3 separate regions of the Homo sapiens genome follow, and all the other regions are linked to region 1. Evidence: read pairs that join two places in POLR2A ChIA-PET (ENCODE). Cell type or tissue: HepG2. All regions are shown on one strand. Links, peaks and the distances in the headings refer to the core of each region. The heading gives the core; the rest is flanking DNA.

Region 1 (7,708 bases), core at 1,605-6,604:
TCAATTAACACATATTTTGTATATGTATTATATATTGTATTCTTACAAATAAAGTAAGCTAGAGAAAAGAAAATGTTATTAAGAAAATCATAAGGATGAGAAAATATATTTACTACTCATTAAGTGGATAATCACAAAGGTCTCATCCTCATCATCTTCACATTGAATAGGATGAAGAAGAGGAGGAAGAGAAGGGGTTGGTCTTGCTGTTTCAGGGGCAGCAGAGGTGGAAGAAAATCTGAGTTTAAGTAGACTCACACAGTTCAAACCCATATTGTTTAAGAGTTAACTGTACTTGATTTCATAATGTTTTCTAATGTTTTTCTCATGTTCAGATGGGGGTTGTGGGGAGGAAGACCACACAGATAAAGTGCAGTCAAGAATTCTTGATAGAATTTGGGAGGCCGAGGCGGGTGGATCACGAGGTCAGGAGATTGAGACCATCCTGGCAAACACAGTGAAACACCGTCTCTACTAAAAATACAAAAAATTAGCCAGATGCAGTGGTGGGAGCCTGTAGTCCCAGCTACTCAGGAGGCTGAGACAGGGGAATGGCATGAACCTGGGAGGCGGAGGTTGCAATGAGCGGAGATCGCTCCACTGTACTCCAGCCTGGGCGACAGAGCGAGACTCCATCTCAAAAAGAAATAAAAAATAAAAAAGAATTCTTGATAGAATTCTCATCATATTCTATCAAGGTTACATAGTATCAATAGAACATCACTATTGATATCAACCTTGCTCAACTGGTTGAAATAGTGTTTGTCACATTTCTTCATTGTGAAGTTACTTTTCCCTCTTTCCACACTACTCTTCAGAAGGAAGTCACTTAAAGAATGGGAAGCTATGTTCCACCTCCTTCAGGGTACAGTACCCTCATAAATTGTTTGAAATTCATTTACATGGAAGATTTGTCTATTCTCCTCCATCTATTTATTTATTTGACAATTTATTTATATCAATATGTTGTCATTAGTTTTCATTTCAACTGTTCTAATATGTGTATAGTAATGGTCTTAATTTGCATTTCCCTTAATGGCTAGTGATATTGAACATATCTTCAAATGCTTGTTTGCCATCTTTGTATCCTCTCTGGTGAACTCTCTGGATGTCTTTTGCCAACTTTCAACTAGATTCTTTTTAATGTTGAGGTTCAGAGTTCTTTATATATTCCAGATACTAGTCCTTTGTCAGATGTGTGATTTGCAAATATTTCTCCCAGTCTTTAGCTTGTCTTTTTATCTTCAACAGGGTCTTTTGCAGAGTAAAACTTTTAAATTTTTGATAAAGTCCAATTTATTATTTTTCTAACGGTTTGTGCTTTTGGTATCACATTCAAGAACACTTTACCAAGCCCAAGGTCCCAAAGACTCTTCTATGTTATCTTCCAAAAGCTTCATAGTTTTGCATTTTACATTTACCTCTATAATTCATAATCAGTTAATTTTTGTATAAGGTATGAGATTTAGATGAAGATTTATTTTTGTCTATGAATATCTAATGAGCCAAGAATAATTTTAAGGAAGTGATATCAATGGAAATGAACTCTAAACCAGATGGGAAGAAAATGAAGATGGGGCCAGGTGTAATGGCTCATGCTTGTAATCCTAGCACTTTGGGAGGCCAAGTCGGGGGGATCCCTCAAGCCCAGAAGTTCAAGACCAACCTGGGCATCAAAGTGAGACCCCATCTATACAAAACAAAAAATTAGCCTAGTGTGATGGTGCAGAGTACTGTGGTCCCAGCTACTCTGGAGGCTGAGGTGGGAGGATCCGAGGCAGAGGCTGCAGTGAGCTGTGATCATGCCACCACATTCCAGCCTAGGCAACAGAGGGAGACCCTGCCTCCAAAAAATAAATAATAAGTAAAGATAGAAGGCTAACAGATAATTCTTAAGTGTCAGAGTCCATGCTTAAGGTAAAATAAATGTAGCTACGGGCTGGGCTTGGTGGCTCATGCCTGTAATCCCAGCACTTTGGGAGGCCAAGGTGGGTGGATCACCTGAGGTCAGGAGTTCGAGACCAGCCTGGCCAACATGGGAAAACCCCATCTCTACTGAAAATACAAAAACTAGCCAGGCATGGTGGTGCGCACCTGTAATCCCAGCTACTAAGGAGGCTGAGGCAGGAGAATCGCTTGAACCAGGGAGGCGGAGGTTGCAGTGAGCCGAGATTGCACCACTGCACTCCAGCCTGGGTGACAGAGCGAGACTCCATCTCAAAAAAAAAAAAAAAAAAAAAAGTAACTACAAAGCCAGTCAGCCAAAGACTAAGAAATAGATAGTAGTTGGAAATTTCAGAAAGAAAGCAGGTACTGGTGGTGTAAATAAAAAGCCCAGTAGTGGCCAAGGGGGTGACTGGCTGAGATGAGGTGGAGTGGGGTAAAGAAGTTAAGGAACTGAGATATCAGGGTGTAGAGAGGCAGCCTGTGAAAGCTGAGGTCAGAGAATGATGCAGGAGTGGGTGGAGAGAAAGCACATTGGTCAGGGGCTCAAGTGTTTTTGAATGAGCAGGAATGAGCGGAGGTCAAGGAGATGACTGGTCCAAGATGGGGGGAAAGGAGCAAGAGGAGACAGTGTCAGGAGGGAGGGAGAGAAATGCTTTGCAGTCAACAGTGAGGAGCCAGGGGGATGCTTTTTCTACTTCTTGGCCTTAGGGTGCAAGGGGGATGAGAAAGAAAAAACAAAACAAAACAAAAAACTATCCTGTCCTTGAAGAGGCAGTGGGGAAGGAAATGGCCTCAGAAGTCTTCCAATGTCCGTTAGAGCAAACAGGTGAAAGGAATATTTGGAGAAAATGCTGCATGAGATGATCCCAGGACAAGAGGCAGGAGGGCAGTTTCAGGAACTCAGAAATACCAGGAATAGGAAGAAGGCTTTGAGTCACACTGGAGAGCAGAGCCCAAGTGACAGAGCTGCCCTTGGTTATCATGAAATTCTGAGGGATACGTCGTTGTTAGACTGGGCCTGAAAGTCAAGAGTGGAAGTTCTAAGAGTCCTCAGAGAAAAAGAGGGTGAGCTGATGTTCAGGCCTCTAACTGAGATAATTATGTGAAAGCACTTTGCTTATTTATTTATTTGTTTATTTGTTTTGAGACAGGGTCTCGCTCTGTTGCCCAGGCTGGATTGCAGTGGCATGATCTCGGCTCACTGCAGCCTCCGGCTCCCCAGTTCCAGTGATTATCCTGCCTCAGCCTCCCAAGCAGCTGGGATTACAGGCATGCGCCACCACACAGCTAATTTTTTGTATTTTTAGTAGAGATTGGGTTTCACTACGTTGGCCAGGCTGGCCTCAAACTCCTGACCTCAGGCGATCTGCCTATCTCAACCTCCCAAAGTGCTAGGATTATAGGCCTGAGCCACTCCACTGCCTAAGCACTTCATTTATAAAGCTGTGTCTTAAAAAGCTGGAAATCACTAGCTATTGTTAGGTGGTGAAAGGCATTACACAAAGCAAATTAATATGTTTGATACTTGTTGTCCAGAAATTATATATTTATGATTATATCTACACACACGATAATATTAAAAAATATCCATTGTTGCTGGGAGCAGTGGCTCACTGCTATAGTCCCAGCTATTCTGGAGGCTGAGGATGGAGAATTGCTTGAGTCCCGGAGTTGGAGGTTACAGTGAGCTATGATCATGTCACTGCACTCCAGTTGGGGTGACAGAACAAGACCCTGTCTCTAAAAAATAAAAATAAAAAAATCCATTGGCCTAGACATAACAATTTCATGGTTAGTTATATAGACAAATATATAAATACACACATACACGTTAGCCAAAAATGGTAAGTTCAAGCAGCTGTAAAATAAAATGCAATCGGACATTTTACAGCTTGTATTTTAAGGTCCTGGCTCAGTTCAATCTGTCTTCTCACTGGTTCCTGCTTCTCTCTTCTTTGTTCTACTTCTATTTCTCACCATGTTTTGACAGGTGAGGTTGTTCATGCAAAGGGATCCAACAAAAATACAGGAATGCCACCTTTGCCTCCTCAACCAGGACAGAGCAACCCTCCCTTTCCTCCTTGCAACAAAGCAGGCAAAACACACATTCTCCTACCGCCCCACCATGAAGCTGAGGCACGAATGGCAGTGATGCTATTGTTTTGCTTGCAGGGAGGGAATTTTCATGCAATCAATAAGTCACCTGCCCTCTTTGCCCAGGATCAGCTCTCCACCCAAACCCCTGTGAGCTTCAGTGGTAGAATACTTCAAGCTTCAGCCAGCACAAACATGTCACAGCAAGAGGGACAGCGATTGTATTTGCACACACAATTTGTTTAAGTACAGGCTTTATTTGATCCTTAAAAAAAAAGAACAGCTTTGGTATTACATTACAACCAAAGGAATTTAGCCTTTAACCTGCAGTTTCCCTATTCTCAGTGATATAAAACCTTTTTCTGATAAGAGGTGAGGCCCAGTGAAATTTTATTCTTTTCCCTCTTTCCCGGAGGTGAGGTAATGAACTAACAACTTAATTAGACCCTGTTTTATACCAACTAAAATAATAGAAGGGAGTCTTTGGTAACATGGCAAAAAAAAAAAAAAACAAAAAAAAAACCCCAGGAACATCAGGCATCATAATACAGAGAATATATGATTAGAATTAATCAGGATATGGAAAGATATGTTTATCCTGTAGATACTTCACCCTGAAGCCATACCATTTTTATTTCCCCTCCATTGGGCATAATGGAAGGGACTTGAACCCTCTGCAATGGACTGAATATGCATTCCCCTGAAATTCATATGTTGGAGTTCTAATTCCCAAGGTGATGATATTAGGAATGGGGCCTCTGGGAGGTCGTTAGAGTTAGATGAAGTCCGGAGGGTGGAACCTTCATCATGGGATTAGTGCCCCATATAACAGGCCTCAGAGAGATCCCCTGCTTCTTCTAGCATGTGAGGTTACAGTGAGAAAACGACTGGCTATGAGGAAGCAGGCCCTCACCAGACACTAAATCTGTCAATACCTTAATTTTGGACTTCCCAGCCTCCAGAACTGTGAGAAATAAATTTCTGTGTTTATAATCTACCCAGTCTATGGCATTTTGTGATAACAGCCTGAAGGGACTATGACATTATTCCCCACTGCCCAGCTCCACTGAGAGCTTGAGAGCTAGGACTCTAGAGGACACCCGAGAGAGAGAGGCTGGCTGGAGAACAAAGGGAGATAGGCTTTTTTTTTTTTTTTTTTTTTTTTTTAACAAAGGCCTTCTTGTTGCTCACAAAGGAGGAGGATTCTCATAGACTAATTTCCACCAATGGAAAAAAATAAGAGCAGCTTTGCCCCATCCTCTGAACCCAGTGTCTCTCCAATCATCACACAGCAAGGTTTTTTGTTTTTGTTTTTGTTTTTCAGGTAATGGTCTGTGTATTTGTTTTCTATGCTGTGTGACAAACTACCACACGCTTAACAGCTTAAAGCAACACATGCTTATTATCTCACATGCTCTTTGAGTCAGGAGCCTGAACACAGCTCTGCTGGGTTCTGTCCTTAGGGTCTCACCTGGTGGCAATCAAGGTGTTGGTCAAGGTTGGGTTCTCATCAGAGGCTTGACCAGGTAAAGATCTCTGTGCATACTCCCTCAGGTTGTTGAATTTATTTCTTTGCCATTGTAGGGTTCATGGCAACTCAATTCTTCAAAGTCAGCAACAGAGAGAGAAAGAGAGAGAGAGAGAGAGACTCTACCTGGGTCTACTAAGAAAACAGAGTTCTACATGAACAAACATGATCTTGGGAATGACACCCCATTACCTTTGCCATATTCCACTGGTTACAGGCAAGTCACAGGTCCTGCCTACACTCAAGAGGGCAGAAACTTCAGGAGATAGAGATCCTGGGTACCACCATAAAGTCCATCTGTGTCTCTCTAGTCTAGAAATTTAAGGGTATAGCCAAGGAGTTCTAGAAGCAACATTTGTAGAAGAATCATAAAACGAGGGTAGATATTTTAAGTCTACACACATATTCACACACCCTAACCTACAAATAAAATAAAGGTAGGAGTTTTTCTTGGTGGTCAATGGCATGAGATATTGTAGTCATGCAGTGTGGCTTTGCATCTCTGATCTATAATTTATTGGTTGCTTAACTTTACTAAGCCTCAGTTCCCATCTTTAAAATGGGAATCATGGTACTTATCTTTGAAGCTGTTATGAAAATTAAATTAGATAAAGTAGACAAAACACTTAGCACAATGTCTGGCATAAAAGTGCTCAAAAAATGATTGCTATTGTATCCGGGTAAGATCCTGAGGTGCCTCAAACAAAGTAGAATTTTATTTTTTTAGTTTTATATACTTAATTAACTAACTAATTTTTGGAGACAAGATCTCCAAAAGTCACTCAAGCTGGAGAGCAGTAGTGCGATTATGGCTCACTGCAGCCTGTAGCTCCTGGGCTCAAGCTATCTTCCCACCTCAGCCTCCTGCATAGCTGAGACTACAGGCATGTACCACCATGCTAACTTTTTTTTTTTTAGTAGAGCTGGGGTCTCAATATGTTGCCCAGGCTGGTCTCAAACTCCTCGGCTCAACCCATACTCTCACCTTGGCCTCCCAAAGTGCTGAGATTACAGGGGTGAGTTACTGCACCCAGCCCAAGGTATGATGTTCTCTAGACACAGATAACTTAATCTTCAAGGTTGGGTTCCTTCTGAGATCTAAGAGGTTTGACACCATTTTGGCTCCATGCTTCCCTCAAAACCATGGTCTTTTTAACCTCCTGAGTGGCTCTACCAGGATCTCAGCCTACCTTTTCCTGTATCTTCATCAATGGAACCGGTAAACTTTTGCAATGCTGAGTTCAAAGTCCCTGCAGACCTTCACACTTCATAACTGGAATGCCCTGGAGGAGGCTGGCCTCTTTCCTACCCACCTATGCCTCCACCCATCCTGTCCTTAGGCAGACACCTACGGGTCCTAGCTGACTGTCTTAGCACAAGCTTCCTATATGCTAGACCTGCTTAGACCTTGGAACCTGGCTCCTGAGATGGATTCACTCAATTATTCACTCACTAAACACCTAGGTGACACTTACCAAGTGCCAGACACAGAGCTAGTTTGAAAGAGAGAGAAGAGTGATGAAGACAGAACCCTCTCTTCAAGCAGGCCATTGGCCAATGGAGAGGCAGACACACACCAACAGAGTAAAGCCAACACTTGACTTTGGACAGGAATATATCGGACATCTTACACCAATCCCTCAGCCTGTGAAAATGCAATGATCAGCCGGGCCCCTTGCTTTCTCCCATGTCTCAGTTCCATCAAGATTCATGCTTTCTGTACGGTCTCACACCACTTGTGCATTTCCAACTTCTACTACAGTTTTATGCCTCACGTGATAAGCAGTTTTTGTGCTAGCTGTTTAGTAAATGTTTAGTACTTACTAAAACATTTCATACACCATGTTTTCCTTTCTCCGCAGAACGTGTGTGATGGACTTATGGACTCATTCACTGCATCGATCTTGGGCACTGCCCAGCTTCATGTTCCACTCTCCCGTTTATCCCAAATTGCTGAGGATTTCCTAAGAACCATCACTTTCCAGAGCTCATTATTTTCTGTTATTTGCCTCAGCAGCACAAGCTGTTTTCACAAAGAAATAAAGGGTCTTCTATTCCAGAAGAGTTCTTCTATGCATGTAGGTGAGCAGACAGTGCAGAGCCATGCTGAGGTGTGTGTGCCTTGCTGTCACTGTCTCT
Region 2 (7,708 bases), core at 1,512-6,511, 61 kb before region 1:
ATGGGAGGGGAGGGGAGGGAAGGGAAGGGAAGGGAAGGGAAAGGAAGGGAACGGAACGGAAGGGAAGGGAATCCCAGCACTTTGGGCAGCTGCGGCAGGAGGATCACCTGAGGCCAGGAGTTCAAGACCAGCCTGGCCAACATGGAGAAACCCTGTCTCTATTAAAAATAAAAATTAGCAAGGCATGGTGGCTGGTACCTGTAATCCCAGCTACTCGGGAGGCTGAGGCAGCAGAATAACTTGAACCCAGGAGGGGAAGTTTACAGTGAGCCGAGATCATGCCAATGCACTCCAACTTGGGCAATAGAGCAAGACTCCATCTCAAAAAACAAAGAAACTAAATGAGAACATAGTGAGAAATGAAAATTAAATCTGATTAGGCTAATACTTAGGTTTACTCTGCCAGGTGCTTTGCGAAACCTTTTACACACATTATTTCATTAAATCTTTTTCTTTGAGACAGAATCTCTGTCGCCTAGGCTGGAATGCAGTGGTGCAATCTCAGCTTGCTGCAATTTCCGCCTGCTAGGTTCAAGAGATTCTCCTGCCTCAGCCTCTCAAGTAGCTGGGATTACAGGCATGTGTCACCACACTGCCTAAGTTTTGTATTTTTAGTAGAGACGGGGCTTCACCATGTTGGCCAAGCTGATCTTGAACTCCTGACCTCAAATGATTTGCCCACCTCAGCCTCTCAAAGTGTTGGGATTACAGATGTGAGTCACCATGCCCTGCTTCATTAAATCTTTATTGCAACAAGAGGAATTATTATTATTATTATTATTTGAGACACAGTTTTACTCTGTCACCCAGGCTGGAGTGCAGTGGCACCATCTGGCTCACTGCAACCTCTGCTCCCGGGTTCAAGTCATTCTCCTGCTTCAGCCTCCCGGGTAGCTGGGATTACAGGCATGCACCACCATGCCCAGCTAATTTTGTATTTTTAGTAGAAATGGGGTTTCACCATGTTGGCCAGTCTGCTCTCAAACTCCTGATCTGAAGCGATCTGCCCACCTCGGCCTCCCAAAGTGCTGGGATTACAGGCATGAGCGACCATGCCCGGCCAAGAGGAATCATAATTCTTATTTGGCAATAGGGAAAATGGAGGTTGTAAGGGTTAAGTGACTTTCCTAAGTCATATAGCTGATAAAAGATGTAGCCAGTATTCAAAACTGAGGTTAACTTCATTATGCCATATTACATTCACACCTTAAAAAAATAAAATCAAGGTATCTGATATCTAGACAGAGTCTTACTCTCTTGCCCAGGCTGGAGTACAGTGCTGTGATCATGGCTCTCTGCAGCCTCACCCTCCTGGGCTCAAGAAATCCTGCCACCTCAACCTCCCAAGTAGTTGGGACTACAGGCATGTGCCACCACACCTGTCTAATTTTTGTATTTTTTGTAGAGATGGGGTTTCACCATGTTGCCCGGGCTGGTCTTGAAACTCTTGAGTTCCAGCAATCTGTCCACCTCAGCCTCCCAAATTTCTGGGATTACAGGCATGAGCCATGGTTCCTGGCCTTTAAACCTTTCATTATGGAAAATTTCACATGTGAAAATAGAAAGAAAAATGTAACAAAGCCATATGTACCTATTGCCCAGCTTCAATAATTATTTACACCCTGCCATTCTTTTTTTATGAATCTTCCCTTACCCCCTAAATTCTCACAATTTTTTCTTTTATCATGGAGTATTTTAAAACAAATCCCAGTCATCAAATTTCTCTACGTGTAAATATTTCAGTATGCTTCCCTAATGCCTAAGAACTTGAAAAAAGAAACATAACAATAACATTGTCATGCCTCCAAAGAATCATATTTAACATCCAGTCCAAGTTTAACTTTTCTTGATTGTCTCAAGAGTATTTTTATGGCTGTTCAAATAAAAATTCAAACACAGTGCAGACATTACATATTTTACATATTCTCTTAAGTCCGTTTTTTGCTTGCGTCAGCAGCACATATACCAAAATTGGAACGATACAGAGAAGATTAGCATGGCCCCTGCTCAAGGATGACATGCAAATTCGTGAAGCGTTCCAAAATAAATAAATTCATTAATTAAAATTAAAAAAAATTTTTTTTAGTCTACGCTTGGTGGCTCACGCCAGTAATCCCAGCACTTTGGGAGGCCGAGGTGGGCAGATCACAAGGTCAGGAGATTGAGACCAGCCTGGTTCACACGGTGAAACCCCATCTCTACTAAAAAAAAAAAGTACAAAAAATTAGCCGGGTGTGGCGGCGTGTGCTTGAAGTTCCAGCTACTCGGGAGGCTGAGGCAGGAGAATAGCGTGAACCCGGGAGGCGGAGCTTGTAGTTAGCTGAGATCGCACCACTGCACTCCAGACTGGGCGACAGAGCGAGACTCTGTCTCAAAAAAAAAACAAACTTTTTTTAAAGTCTCTTTTAATGTATGACAGTTCCCCTTCCCTTGTGTTTCCTCGCTTTTCTAATGCTTTTAACTCTGGGATCATGAATTAACTTTGTAACCTGCTATGTGTTCATTGAAGAAGTAAGGCTGTTTGTCCTGTTGAATTTCTTACATTCAGAATTGGGCTGACAGTTTTCTCCTGGTGTCATTAATGGGTTTTTCCATCACCTATACTTCCAGTAAGCTGGTAGTTTGTTGAAGAGGCTAGTCTAAATTCAGGTTCAAGTTTTTTTTTTAATTTGTTTTTATTTTTTCTTTGTGGGTTTTATATATATATGCAAGGTTAGACCATAGGTGGTACAGTAGCTTACTTTTAAAATAAACTGTGTAACTAATTTATTGAATGTGCTGAATTGGTTATTATAATCAGTAAACTACTTTTTCTTATCTACTGCTACCTTCAAGCAAGCAGATCTCCCTTCTTTGCCCCAGATGACATTTCAGGGAGATCTCTTAGCTTTGGGGCCATTCTCAGATGTGAGAAGAGTCTCATTTTCAGCTATGGAAAATTCTAGTTCAGTCTATATTAAACTTTAATTTCTCATCCAATTTAAATCTCCTGTCCTCTCTTCTCATCCCTATTCCTCCCCTGTCTTCTATGACAGCTGACAGGCAGGACCAGCATTGAGGAAATGGTACATGATCTGTCCTTTTACTCCATCTGGTGAACAGTCTCCACAGTGTCCCCGTGGTTCATGGATAACCTTATGCATTCTTGCCCAGTCAAACAATGGTGGTGTAATTGCTGCCACAGCAACCCTGTGTACTTGCCCTGTCACTAGAGGTCACTCTAGTTCCTCTATACCCCCTCAAACTCCAGGAGACCTGATGCAGGATTTTTGCTCCTTAGCTCAGCTAAGTCTGGGTTCTTGTCTCACGACCAGGAAGAATTAGGCACACAAACATCAAACAGTGAGTGGAGTAGAATTTATTAAGTGAAAGGAAAGCTTTCAGCAAAAAGAGGGGACACGGCAGGAGGTGGGGGTAGTTCTCCTACCCGAAGACAGGAAAGTTCCCCGATATGGCTGAGCCTGGGGCTTTTTATGGGCTCAGAATAGGGAGTGTGTGCTGATTGGTTTGTGAGTATCCAAAAATGGTCATAGCAAAGACACCACTCAAAGGTGGGCACAACAGTGTAGAAAACCAATTAGGAAAAGGTAGGTATATGTAAAATAGGTGAAGAGTGGGGATCAATCAAAGGAAAGTGCACCAAACAGGAAGGTGGGTTCTCAATCCCATCTGAGTATTTACCCAGGACAGTTTCTGTCTTGAAGGTTGGGTTTCACCAGGGACCTGCCCCTATCTGCCTAGGCATTTGCCTGCCTCCTGCCTCTATCAGACCCTTGTCAGGTTCTCCCCAAAACTTAATTGCCTTTCAGTCCTGTAGTAGCACTGGGCAGGCCTACACACTCCTCCAGCCCAGCAGGCATCTGGCCAAGGAGTAAAAGTCCCTCACCTGTTTCTGGCTAGCCCCTCGATTCTCTAAGGGGTGCTCTTACTGTCCCCCTTCACTTGGCTCCATCCCATGTGGAACAGGGAATAAATGCCAGTGTGTTCTCTCTTTTTGTGAAGTCCCCCCAAAGATGCACCTGTCTTAATGAAACACCAGCCTTCTCCGCTATAGGATTTTGGGAGTGACAATTCCTGGACGAGAAAGAATGACTGTGTCATAGTAAGGCCTGTGCACATGTGTGCAGATACCCTTTTCAAAATGGGGGCTACTTCCCACCCATTGTCAGCACCACTGAGGATTATCCTAAAAATAAACAGGAAAGTCCTAATCTATATTCAGACAAGTTTGTTAAGATTTACCCCTTGACTTCATTTTATAAAGTAGCTTAGCTAAACATACAGAATTTTCTAGTTTATTTTAAAATGAATGACTTAAAGAAACTATAATTTTTTTTTTTTTTTTGAGACAGGGTCTTGTTCTGTCACCCAGGCTGGAGTGCAGTGGCATGATCACTGCTCACTGAAGCCTCAACCTCCCAGGCTCAAGAAATCCTCCCACCTCAGTCTTCCAAGGAGCTGGACTACAGATGGACACCACCATGCCCAGCTAATTTTTGTATTTTTACTAGAGATGGAGATTTCACCATGTTGCCCAGGCTGGTCTCGAACTCCTGAGCTCAAGTGATCCTCCTGCCTCAGCCTCCCAAAGTGCTGGGATTATAGTTGTGAGCCACTGCACCCAGCCAAGAGAAACTCAAATATAAATGATACCCTTCAGGACATGTTTTCATGTGTCATTGGGATGTTAATAAACATCATATACAAGAGCTAACAAATTCTTATCTTTTGTCCGTATTTTAGAAGACCTGGGCGGCCTACCAAATATTAACAACAACAAAAGCAACAAAAGAAAATAATTTCTGGCAGAGCGTGGTGGCTCATGCCTGTAATCCCAGCACTTTGGGAGGCCGAGGCAGGCAGATCACCTGAGGTCGAGAGTTTGAGACCAGCCTGACCAACATGAAGGAACTCCATCTCTACTAAAAATACAAAATTAGCTGGGCGTGGTGGCATGCACCTGTAATCCCAGCTACTCGAGAGGCTAAGGCAGGAGAATCACTTGAACCTGGGAGACATAGGTTGCAGGGAGTCATGATTGTGCCATTGCACTCCAGCCTGGGCAACAAGAGTGAAACTCCATCTCAAAAAAAGAAAAAGAAAAAGAAAAAAAAATCATTTCTAAAAACAGCAGAAGACATGGAAGCAGGTCCACAGTGATAGATCAGCTATGTTAAACATACTCAGTCTTGTTTTCTATTTTAGCCTTTGTACATAGAAATATTTACTTGTTTGATTCACATCTTTGTTAGACACAACCTATACCATTTTAATTGATGTGTTAAGGTCTATGTGTATTTTTTTAATTAATGGGTTTAATTACAATTGCTGTGTAGATAATTGCTTATTCAATCCTGAAGTAGAACTGGAATTAGGAAATGAAAAGAGGGTCCACTGACTCACTACAGTCAGCTGAGCACACTCTTATTTTGCTCTCAGAGTAGAGGTGAACAATAATCTAATCAAGAACTGCATGGTGGTGAGTCAGTATTCAAAGATGAATGGGCCAAAATAAGAGTTTAAAAACATGTGAGACGTGTGGATGGATATTACAATAGGTCAATTGCATCACATTAAACTTATTCTGGACATGGCTGGTTAAGTATGCTTGAATCTAAGTATTATATCTTCCAAATGTGTGCACTTAGAAAAGCTTCAGGCTCATAAAAGGATGAATGTTTGTGGAAGAAAGGAAGGAGGAATAAAAGAGGAAAAGGGGGGAAAGGAAAGGAGGGAGAAAGAAAGGGAGAGAGGGAGGAAAAGCAAAATGGTTTTCACTACTTCATTTCAACCACTGAGTGAGTATAAATTGCTAATGATTTTTTCATGGTGTGGTTAAAATGTTGATTTTAGGCCTAGTCACATAAATGAAATAAAAGTAAGAGTTTAATTAAAATTATGTTATGGTAATAATCGAAAGGATGACAGCACAGCTTGTGTTTGAAAAAGGAATGTTAAGAGTTTATATGTTTTTGGGTTTTTTTTTTTTTTTTTTTCTTTTGAGACAGAGTCTTGCCCTATCACCCAGACTGGAGTGCAGTGGTGCGATCTTGGCTCACTGCAACCTCCATCTTCTGGGTTCAAGTGATTCTCCTGCCTCACCCTCCTGAGTAGCTGGGATTACAGGAACCCACCACCACGCCCAGCTAATTTTTGTATTTTTAGTAGAGATGGGGTTTCACCATGTTAGCCAGGCTGGACTCGAACTCCTGACCTCAGGCAATCTGCCTGCCTCGGCCTCCCAAAGTGCTGGGATTACAGGCGTGAGCCACCAAGCCCCGTCATGTTTTTGTTTTTAACTCTGGCATCATGAATTTACTTTGTAACATATTTAACATTCCAGAATATCAATGTCATGCCCCTCTGTGTGAAGAGAGTCCACTAACAGGCTTTGTGTGAGCAACAAGGCTGTTTATTTCACTTGGATGCAAGTGGGCTGAGTCCAAAAAGAGTCAGCAAAGGGAGATAGGGGTGGGGCAGTTTTATAGGATTTGGGTAGGTAGTGGAAAATTACAGTTAAAGGGGGTTGTTCTCTTGCAGGCAGGGGTGGGGGTCACAAGGTGCTCGGTGGAGAGCTCCGGAGACTTAATGTCCAGGAGAAGGAATGTCACAAGGCTAACTGATCAGTCAGGGTGGGGCAGGAACAAATCACAATGTCATCAGTTAAGGCAGGAACTGGCTATTTTCATTATTTTGTGGTTTTTCAGTTGCTTCAGGCCATCTGGATTTATAAGTGCAGGTCACAGGGGATATGATGGGGGCTCAGAGGCCTGACAATCAAGTCATTGCTTTGTTCTCTTGGAAACTCCATTTACCAAGTCGCTTGAATATAGTTACAAATGTATTTAAACACAAAGACATGGTAATTAATAGAAAGGAAATGTTCCATTAAGAAATACAACGTAGAATGCATGTTTAAAGCAAACTTGTAGAAATAGAATTTCAGGGCAAGACAGTACTTCAGTCATTCTCAATTCTGTGTCACATGCAGCAGAGTTAATCTTTGTGTAAGTCTTGAGTCTTGGATACAGATGCTGCAGAGAGGGTCACAGCCATGGTCTTGTGGGGCTCACATAGAGGCTGCATCCCTTGAATTGCCCTCCCCCTTCTCCCTCCATTGCATGGGAATATCGTTCAACCTGCTGTGAATTTGCCATGTGGTGCTGTCACCCTTCCTTCATTTCAGTCCCTTGAAGTAATCTACAAGGACATGGAAGGAGATGAGAAATTGCCTCATGGCCAAAGTAACCCTTCTCTTCAGGGTGTTCCTATGGTATTTTATTTTGTTTTATATTTTTTTTATTTATTTATTGTTTGTTTGTTTATTCTTTTGAGACAGTCTCACTCTGCTGCCCAGGCTGGAGTGCAATGGCATGATCTCTGCCCACTGCAACCTCCGCCTCCTGGGTTCAAGCAATTCTCCTGTCTCAGCTTCCAGAGTAGCTGGGATTACAGGTGCCTGCCACCACACCTGTCTAATTTTTGTATTTTTAATAGAGACAGGGTTTCACCATGCTGGCCAGGCTGGTCTCGAACTCCCGACCTCAGGTGATCTGCCCGCCTCAGCCTCCCAGAGTGCTGGGATTACAGGCATGAGCCACTGCACCCGGCCTATTTTATTTTTTGAGACAGAGTCTTACTCTGTCACCCAGGCTAGAGTGCAATGCATGATCTCGGCTCACTGCAACCTCTGCCTCCCGGGTTCAAG
Region 3 (7,708 bases), core at 1,512-6,511, 220 kb before region 1:
GCTGGGGGAGGGATATCATTAGAAGAAATACCTAATGTAAATGATGAGTTGATGGGTGCAGCAAACCAACATGGCACATGTATACCTATGTATCAAACCTGCATGTTGTGTACATGTAAACTAGAACTTAAATAAAAGAAAAAAAAAAGCTGCTACTTCCCCCAATAAATGGCATTACCAACTACCCACATGCACAAACCCAAGTTATCCTTGATCCTCTTCCTATTACCTCTCACTTTTGAATCTATCAGAAAGTCCTGATGATGCAACTTCCAAAATATATTCACAAATCATTATAATCATTCACAAAATCCTTTATTTTCCCTTTAGTCAAACCCCACCATTCTCTGTTCTAAATTCTCCAATAGAGTCCAATTGCCCTTAGAATAAAATATACCATTCTGTTATCTCATAATCTAATTTGCATATAAATGATCTGGCCCCTGTCTAATTATCTGAGCTCATCTCATGTTACCTTCTCCCTCAGAACCAAATTTAACCATATTGGTCATCTGTTTTTAGAAAATACCAACATCAACTCAAATCTCTTCAGCAAAGCTTCTTTGATCACCCAACCTTCAGTAGAATTATGTCCCATCACTATCTTTCATACCTCTCTGTTTAGTTTCTCTACGCACTAAAGTATAAGCTCCACAAGAACAGGTCCCATGTCTGTTTTATTCGCAGCTGTGTCGTCTTCAGCACCTAGAATTGTGCCATGGCATAAAATAAGTGCCTAGTAATATTTCTGAAACAAGTGATTGAATGACAAATAGACTGGAGGGCCCGGAACATTTATTAGGCTATATTAACAGCCTAGATAAGAGAAAAAGAAAGTCTGGACTAAGGCTGTAGCAGTGGAAAATGAGAAGGATGGATTCAAGAAAGCTAGGAGACAGAATGATAGGAATTGGTGCTAACTGCCTATCGGGGAGCAGAGAGCTGATCTCCCTATACAGTATCTGATAACATCCCATGCCATCCTCCTTTCATAGAGTTCTTCTTCCAATTCACATTGAAGAATTCCTGGATATCTTTTTCACATTGACGGTCATAATGCACTTACACATTTTCTTTTCTAAAATACTGCTTCTTTTCTTTAACATTTTTTCACAAATCTAGGTTTCTTAACTCTTTAATTATTGTTCTGACTCTTAACTAAGCTCTCTGTGAAGTCTCAATAATGGCCATAATAGCTCTTTGGGCTCATGTTTGGGCTTTCAATATTTTTCCTTTGACAAACTCATTCATTCATTTTTTTAAAATGATTAAGAGCTTATTTGCTAGAAAAGACAAAATTCTCTGTCTTTGAGGAACTCAAATCCATTAGTGAAGAAGTTAAATGAAAAAAAAAACAGATAAATGCAACAGTTTGATAACTGCTCCATTATATAATACAGTTTTCTTTTGCTTTACATTTTGCTTTCTCATTAAATTATAAGCTGCTTGAAAATAAGGGGCCATATCCTATTCACTTTATATTTCCACATTAGATTTTGAGCAAAGTTGGTGAGGGATTGTTGACTTAACAGCATGCTTTCTTGATTCTAGATCAGTAACTCCCGAATAGTCTTATGCTATATATAATGTTTTAAATCATCTTTAGATTACTTACAATACCATTAGGTAACATAGCATTAACAATATAAATGCTATGTAAATAGTTGTTTTTACTGTATTTTAAATTTTGGTATTTTTAATGCTGTAGTATTACTTTTTATTTATATATATATATGCAGAAAATGTGTAAGTGCATTATGACCTTCAATGTGGAAAACTATATATCTATAGATATCTACTTATATATATAACTCTATAGCTATAGATATAAAACTACATATCTAGACATAATGTGTGTATACATATTTTTATGTTTTATATATATATTTAAGTGTGTACACACATACATCTATACCCATTTAAACATTATCCTTGTTTTCCCTACTTCACCATGGGCCAGTGACAATGATAACTTTGTCATGGCCTATTATTACATGGTCTACCATATACACTGACATTCTCAGGTCACAGTTTGCTATACTTCCATATAATATCCAACAACTATTTTACTTCCACATTGTATGAGTCACAGTACTAGAAACTTTAAATACATTATCTCAATCTTTACAACAACTCTATGACTCCATTAAATTGAGCTCAGAAAGATGAATCATTTCTCTATGACCAGTAAGTTAATGTGTGTCCAAATTTAACAAAATTAAACAAAATTTGCATTCAGATCTGCCTGGCTTGAACATCTCTAGATTACTTACAATACCTAATACAATGTAAATGCTATGTAAATAGTTGTTTTACTGTATTTTAAATTTTGGGTGTTTTGGTTTTGTTTTGTTTTGCTTTTTTGAGATGGAGTCTCACTCTGTTGCCCAAGCTGGAGTGCAGTGGCACGATCTTGGCTCACTGCAACCTCTGCCTCTGGGGTTCAAGCGAGTCTCCTGCCTCAGCCTTCGGAGTAGCTGGGACTACAGGTGCACACCACCATGCCCAGCTAATTTTTGTATTTTTAGTAGAGACAGGATTTCACCATGTTGGCCAGGCTGGTCTCGAACTCCTGACCTTAAGTAATCTGCCTACCTCAGCCTCCCAAAGTGCTGGGATTACAGGTGTGAGCCACTGCACCCAGCCAATTTTGTATTATTTTTTAATACTGTACTGTTACTTTTTATTGCTTTTCTTCTCCCAAATATTTTCAACTCCAACTGCAGTTACAGAATCTACAGATATGGAGGGTCAACTGTACAGGCAATATATATTAATCACAAATCCAAAAGAAATATTATTATAACTCATAATTTTTAAATAAGAAAACATGCTAAAAATACTTGTGTTTTTTATTTCACTAAGTTACGATGCTATAAAAACGAAGATTTTGTAAATATTTGGATACAAGGCTAGTATATTTTGAAGAAAATGACCTCAGGATATGAAAGCATACAACAAAGTATGCACTGTGATAATTACATGTTGACTTTTGATTATATATGGTAAGAAAAACAAAAGAATAGACACATTTGTCTACTCTTGGTTGTATTATTAAAGAACTACTATTTTGTAAAGCAGCATAATAATAGCTACAAAAACAGTGGTCAACATAAAATGTGTATTTTTGATTGTTTTAATTTATATACTTTGTACTTTAGCAGTATGAAAGCCAACTCTTAATGGCATGATATATTTAGTTTATTCTACATAGGAGGGATTCTACTATCTTCTCCATAGACCAATTAACATGGACATACTAACAGTAGAGAAGGAACTCATTGTGCTCAAATATTTCATATTAAGTATAATCCATTTTTACCAACTCTTGGTCTGGACAAGTATTAAAACACTTAAGAATAAAAAATATGCTCAATAATAAATTAGAATAGATTTGGAAATGGAAACCATTACAGTGTAACTTAAAATATTAATAATTAAAACTATATGAAGCTTTACACTAGTGAATGTTTTTAAGATATCCCACTTTGTAATTTTTATTCTTAGCCCTTAATAAGAATGATTTATTTTAAATTCCTTTAAATTTTTCTAATACACGATGAATGTTGCATAAATTATTTCCTTAAGTGTTACATTATTATTATTATTATTTTTTTTTGAGACAGAGTACCTCTGTCGCCCAGGCTGAAGTGCAGCGGCATGATCTCAGCTCACTGCAACCTCTGCCTCCTGCCTCAGCTTCCTGAGTAGCTGGGATTACAGGAATGCACCACCACGCCCAGCTAATTTGTGTATTTTTAGTAGAGACGGGGTTTCACCATGTTGGCCAGGCTGGTCTTGAACTCCTGACCTCAGGTGATCTGCCTGCCTTGGAGTGCTGAGATTACAAGCGTGAGCCACTGTGCCCGGCCAGTTATATATTATTTTTAATAAGATAGTTTCATGTCTATCAAATGATTAGTACAATAATTTTAAATAACAATTATCTGACAAGAGAGTTATAGTGAATGGAAATCCAGACTCAGGTATTTGATAATATAGTCAAATGCTTTCATATATTAAACTTAGAAAAAAATTAGCTTATGTAAACTTTTCAATGTTGCAACTTATCCATCTGTATTAATCATCATACTATTTTCTTAATTGCCAAGTTTTTCTTCCTATAAAAAGTAAACAAATATATCACTACCTTCTGTAAAACAGCAATTTTAAGCTCTCCTTGGAGTGCTTCAATTTGTTTTTTCTTCTGTTCACTTGATTGCTTTAGCTCATTTATGTTCCCCTGAAGTTGTTGCTCTTCTTTTTCATTTTGTTTTAAAGTATTCTGGGCCTGTATAAGTTGTTCCTGCATTGAATTGAGTTCCAATTTCAACTGATGAGAAGCCTGAAAGAAAAAAAAAATCTATTTAGCCTTCATTTGTTCATTCAAAAGACGATGTACTGAGTAACTAGAAAAAAAAATCTATTTAGCCTTCATTTGTTCATTCAAAAGACAATTTACTGAGTAACTACTACACTCCAGGCACTACTCTAGGAAGAAATTACTGAGGCTGTTGGCTACAGATAATTAGTAAAGATACCTGCCCTCATATTGCTTTCATAACCAACACTATTCACTATTAGGTGACATGCTGGATTAATCTTTATTATTTTTTTTAACACTACCTTTCTTTTTGACTTATAATTGTATAGTTACAGCTTGTAAATGATCTACATTAGTATTCTCTTGTATTATGGAAAATAGGTATGTCAACATCAATGTCTAAATTGTTGGATGTCAACTGTCTTTCAAGAATATTCTCGGCCAGGCACGGTGGCTCACACCTGTAATCCCAGCACTTTGGGAGGCTGAGGCGGGAGGATCACGAGGTCAGGAGATCGAGACCATCCTGGCTAACACAGTGAAACCCCATCTCTACTAAAAATACAAAAAAATTAGCCGGGTGTGGTGGCAGGTGCCTGTAGTCCCAGCTACTCGGGAGGTTGAGGCAGGAGAATGGTGTGAACCCAGGAGGCAGAGCTTGCAGTGAGCCGAGATCGTGCCACTGCACTCCAGCCTGGGCAACAGAGCAAGAGACTCCATCTCAAAAAATAATAATTAAAAAAAAAAATTCTCATATGCCACTAAGCCTATTGGCCACAGTTGTCGCAAAGAATAGCTCTATAGTAACTATGATAAAAACAAAATCACTTTTGACAAAATACATTTAGTATCTGTCTGATGACATTAAATTACACTGCACAGGCCAGGTGCTCACGCCTATAATCCCAGCACTTTTGGAGGCCAACGCGGGCAGGTTACTTGAGGTCAGGAGCTCGAGACCAGCCTGGGCAACATGGTGAAGCCTGTCTCTACTAAAAATACAAAAATTAGCCAGGCGTGGTGGCAGGCACCTGTAATCCCAGCTACTTGGGAGGCTGAGGCAGGAGAATCGCTTGAACTTAGGAGGTGGAGGTTGCAGTGAGCCGAGATTGCGCCACTGCACTCCAGCTTGGCTGACAGAGCGAGACTCTGTTTAAAATAATAATAATAATACACTGTAGAATAGTTACCTCATTTAGAGATCTGGGGCATATTTTACTACTACCTTGTTTGTACAATCCACTAGGATATGTTTCTGTTCAAATTCAGACATCATACAGAAGTCACACTGAAGTTCCTCTGTCACCAAGGTAAACCACTATTATCTCCCACCCTCCAACCAAAGTCATGTTTTCATGTTCTATGCATATTTTACTAAGAACCTAGCATTACATTCAAGCATTTGACCATATCCAAAGTTACTTTTGAAAAAATGTTAGTGTTATATATAGACGTCTCAGCTTATCTCCACAATGAATAGCAAAATATTTTTATGCAAAACAGGAGTCAGAGAGTATGACAATAAGGATGATATATGATATAACCAATGATAAAATAATAACTAGCATGAGCATTTACTTTATTATAGTCAGTGTACTGAGTACTTTAAAGATATTAACCCATTTATTTCTCACAATAACTCTATCACATAGATTCATATAGACTCTATCATATAGAAACTAGAGCACAGAGATTAAGTATTTGGTCTAAAAGATGGCGAAATGGCATAGCTAATAAATGGCATAGCCAGGATATAAATTTGAACAATCTTGATTCAGAACTTGGGCATGAAGCAATTATAATTTTGCTACTTACATGGCTGGCATCTACAACACAAGTCTGCTTTCAATCAACAACTAGAATACAATCACATCAAATACTTGTCAGTACTATGTCTTGCTCCTTTATCAAATCAGATTTTCTAGAAAGTTGCATACCTAGACTCTAGCAGCTAGCAGGTATGGCTTCAGAGAGCAACAACCATATATTATACCCATGTGTTTACTCATTTGCTTGTCTGTTTTTGCTGGAAACAATAGAAGCATTAACCACAGAAAAATATTTTGGTTGTTCTACAACCATTATCAAGTATACATTAGTATGTGTATAAATGTCCATGAAATAAAGAGCCATAAAGAGTCCATGAAATAAAGGTCATTTCTATAGAAAGCCTTTTAAGATTTTTTTTTCAACCATAAAAATGGTCCTTAACCCTGTAGTTAGCTGACTCAATTTTCTACCTTTATTAATAATATTTCTTTATTTGGGTCTTTGATTATAAACTAGCTTAAGTCTTTTTAATAGTAGGCAAAATACAAATAACAATTTTAAACTATATACATGATTTGTTACATTTCAGAGAAATGAACCTATGACCTAAATATCAGTATGAAAATGCTTATTTTTCTTAAAACTATAAAAAAAAATTATCTGTGGAAATGCCCCCAAGAACAAACATGCTTTATATATTTATTTGAAAATATAAAGACCTTACTATACTTTACAGATTTTATGTTACAAAAAAAAAATCTTACCTCCTTCTCTTTTTCAAGTGACTTTTTCAGTTCCTTCTGTTCCTTAAGTGTGTTTTCCATCTGCACTTGAAGTTGATGCTTTAATTCTTTGCAAGTTTTTTCCTTAAAAAAAATGAAAACTATATTACATAAAAAATATTTGTAATAACCTTAAGAAGTTTAGTTTATAACCTTAGTAAGATACACACGAAGAAATAAACTAAAATTATGATGAGCTAAGATGAGACAGGATCATCCATTTCAATGATAAAACTAGGAAAATATTACAGAAGTAATGGAGGAGGGACAACAAAACACTAAGGGTTTTGATCATCAACCAAGTCACAATGGCATATTTTAAACATTAAAATGATATCTTAGAACACTTTAGAAATCACATTTTATGTCACACAATTCATTATAATTAACTTGCCACACTACTTTTATAGCAATGGGCTTCAAGAAAATGGAAGCAAGAAAACTTAGGAAACAATAAATTAAGAAATGATCACAATAGGAAAAGTGTACAGATAGAAAATGTTTTCTCTAAACAGAAAAGAACATAACAACACACATGAGAAAGACTAATATTCAACTGAAAATATTCTTGGCCTTTAGAAAATGGCGTGCACACAGGTGCATACACACACATTATTATCTTGGGCTTCTTCTCAGGTTAAGCAATCCCAATTAATTTCCTCATAAGAACTACTTTAAACTATTTAAATGTGGAAAGAAAAGCAAACTGTGAATTAAGCAGAAAAATCAGTACATTTTAAATAAAATAATCACTTCTACCTAAGAAAGTAAATGTAAACTACTAACCAAGTCTAATATAGCGGCTTTTCCTTTCTGATTCTCCTTTTCAAAT

The links. ChIA-PET counts read pairs that join two places held together with the same protein. Peaks named below come from ENCODE experiments on the same cell type or tissue, not always from the same donor. Only the 100,000 strongest peaks of a DNase experiment are listed, where the experiment ranks them.
Region 2: POLR2A ChIA-PET joins it to region 1 with 7 read pairs; 3 of 35 experiments call an interaction of 5 or more read pairs at or near these places.
Region 3: POLR2A ChIA-PET joins it to region 1 with 7 read pairs; 3 of 35 experiments call an interaction of 5 or more read pairs at or near these places.

What each region holds. Positions count from the first base shown.
Region 1 is chr12:93,011,980-93,019,687 of GRCh38, forward strand. It overlaps LINC02413 (long intergenic non-protein coding RNA 2413), which reads left to right. Exons shown (of 4, transcript XR_945212.3): 4 at 7,432-7,628. All of the region lies in intron 3 of LOC643339 (a long non-coding RNA gene), which reads right to left. Among named protein-coding and RNA genes, the nearest start is that of LINC02413, 25 kb to the left of the region's middle. In HepG2, for the core only: a CTCF peak has its summit at 5,138; DNase peaks (open chromatin) are centred at 4,202 and 5,162.
Region 2 is chr12:92,950,698-92,958,405 of GRCh38, forward strand. It overlaps the pseudogene RNU6-1329P. Among named protein-coding and RNA genes, the nearest start is that of EEA1, 25 kb to the left of the region's middle. In HepG2, for the core only: a CTCF peak has its summit at 3,205 (motif pointing right); a DNase peak (open chromatin) is centred at 6,364.
Region 3 is chr12:92,794,742-92,802,449 of GRCh38, forward strand. It overlaps EEA1 (early endosome antigen 1), which reads right to left. Exons shown (of 29, transcript NM_003566.4): 19 at 7,663-7,708; 20 at 6,859-6,960; 21 at 4,151-4,345. Among named protein-coding and RNA genes, the nearest start is that of PLEKHG7, 96 kb to the left of the region's middle. In HepG2, for the core only: no CTCF peak of the experiment used is centred there; no DNase peak of the experiment used is centred there.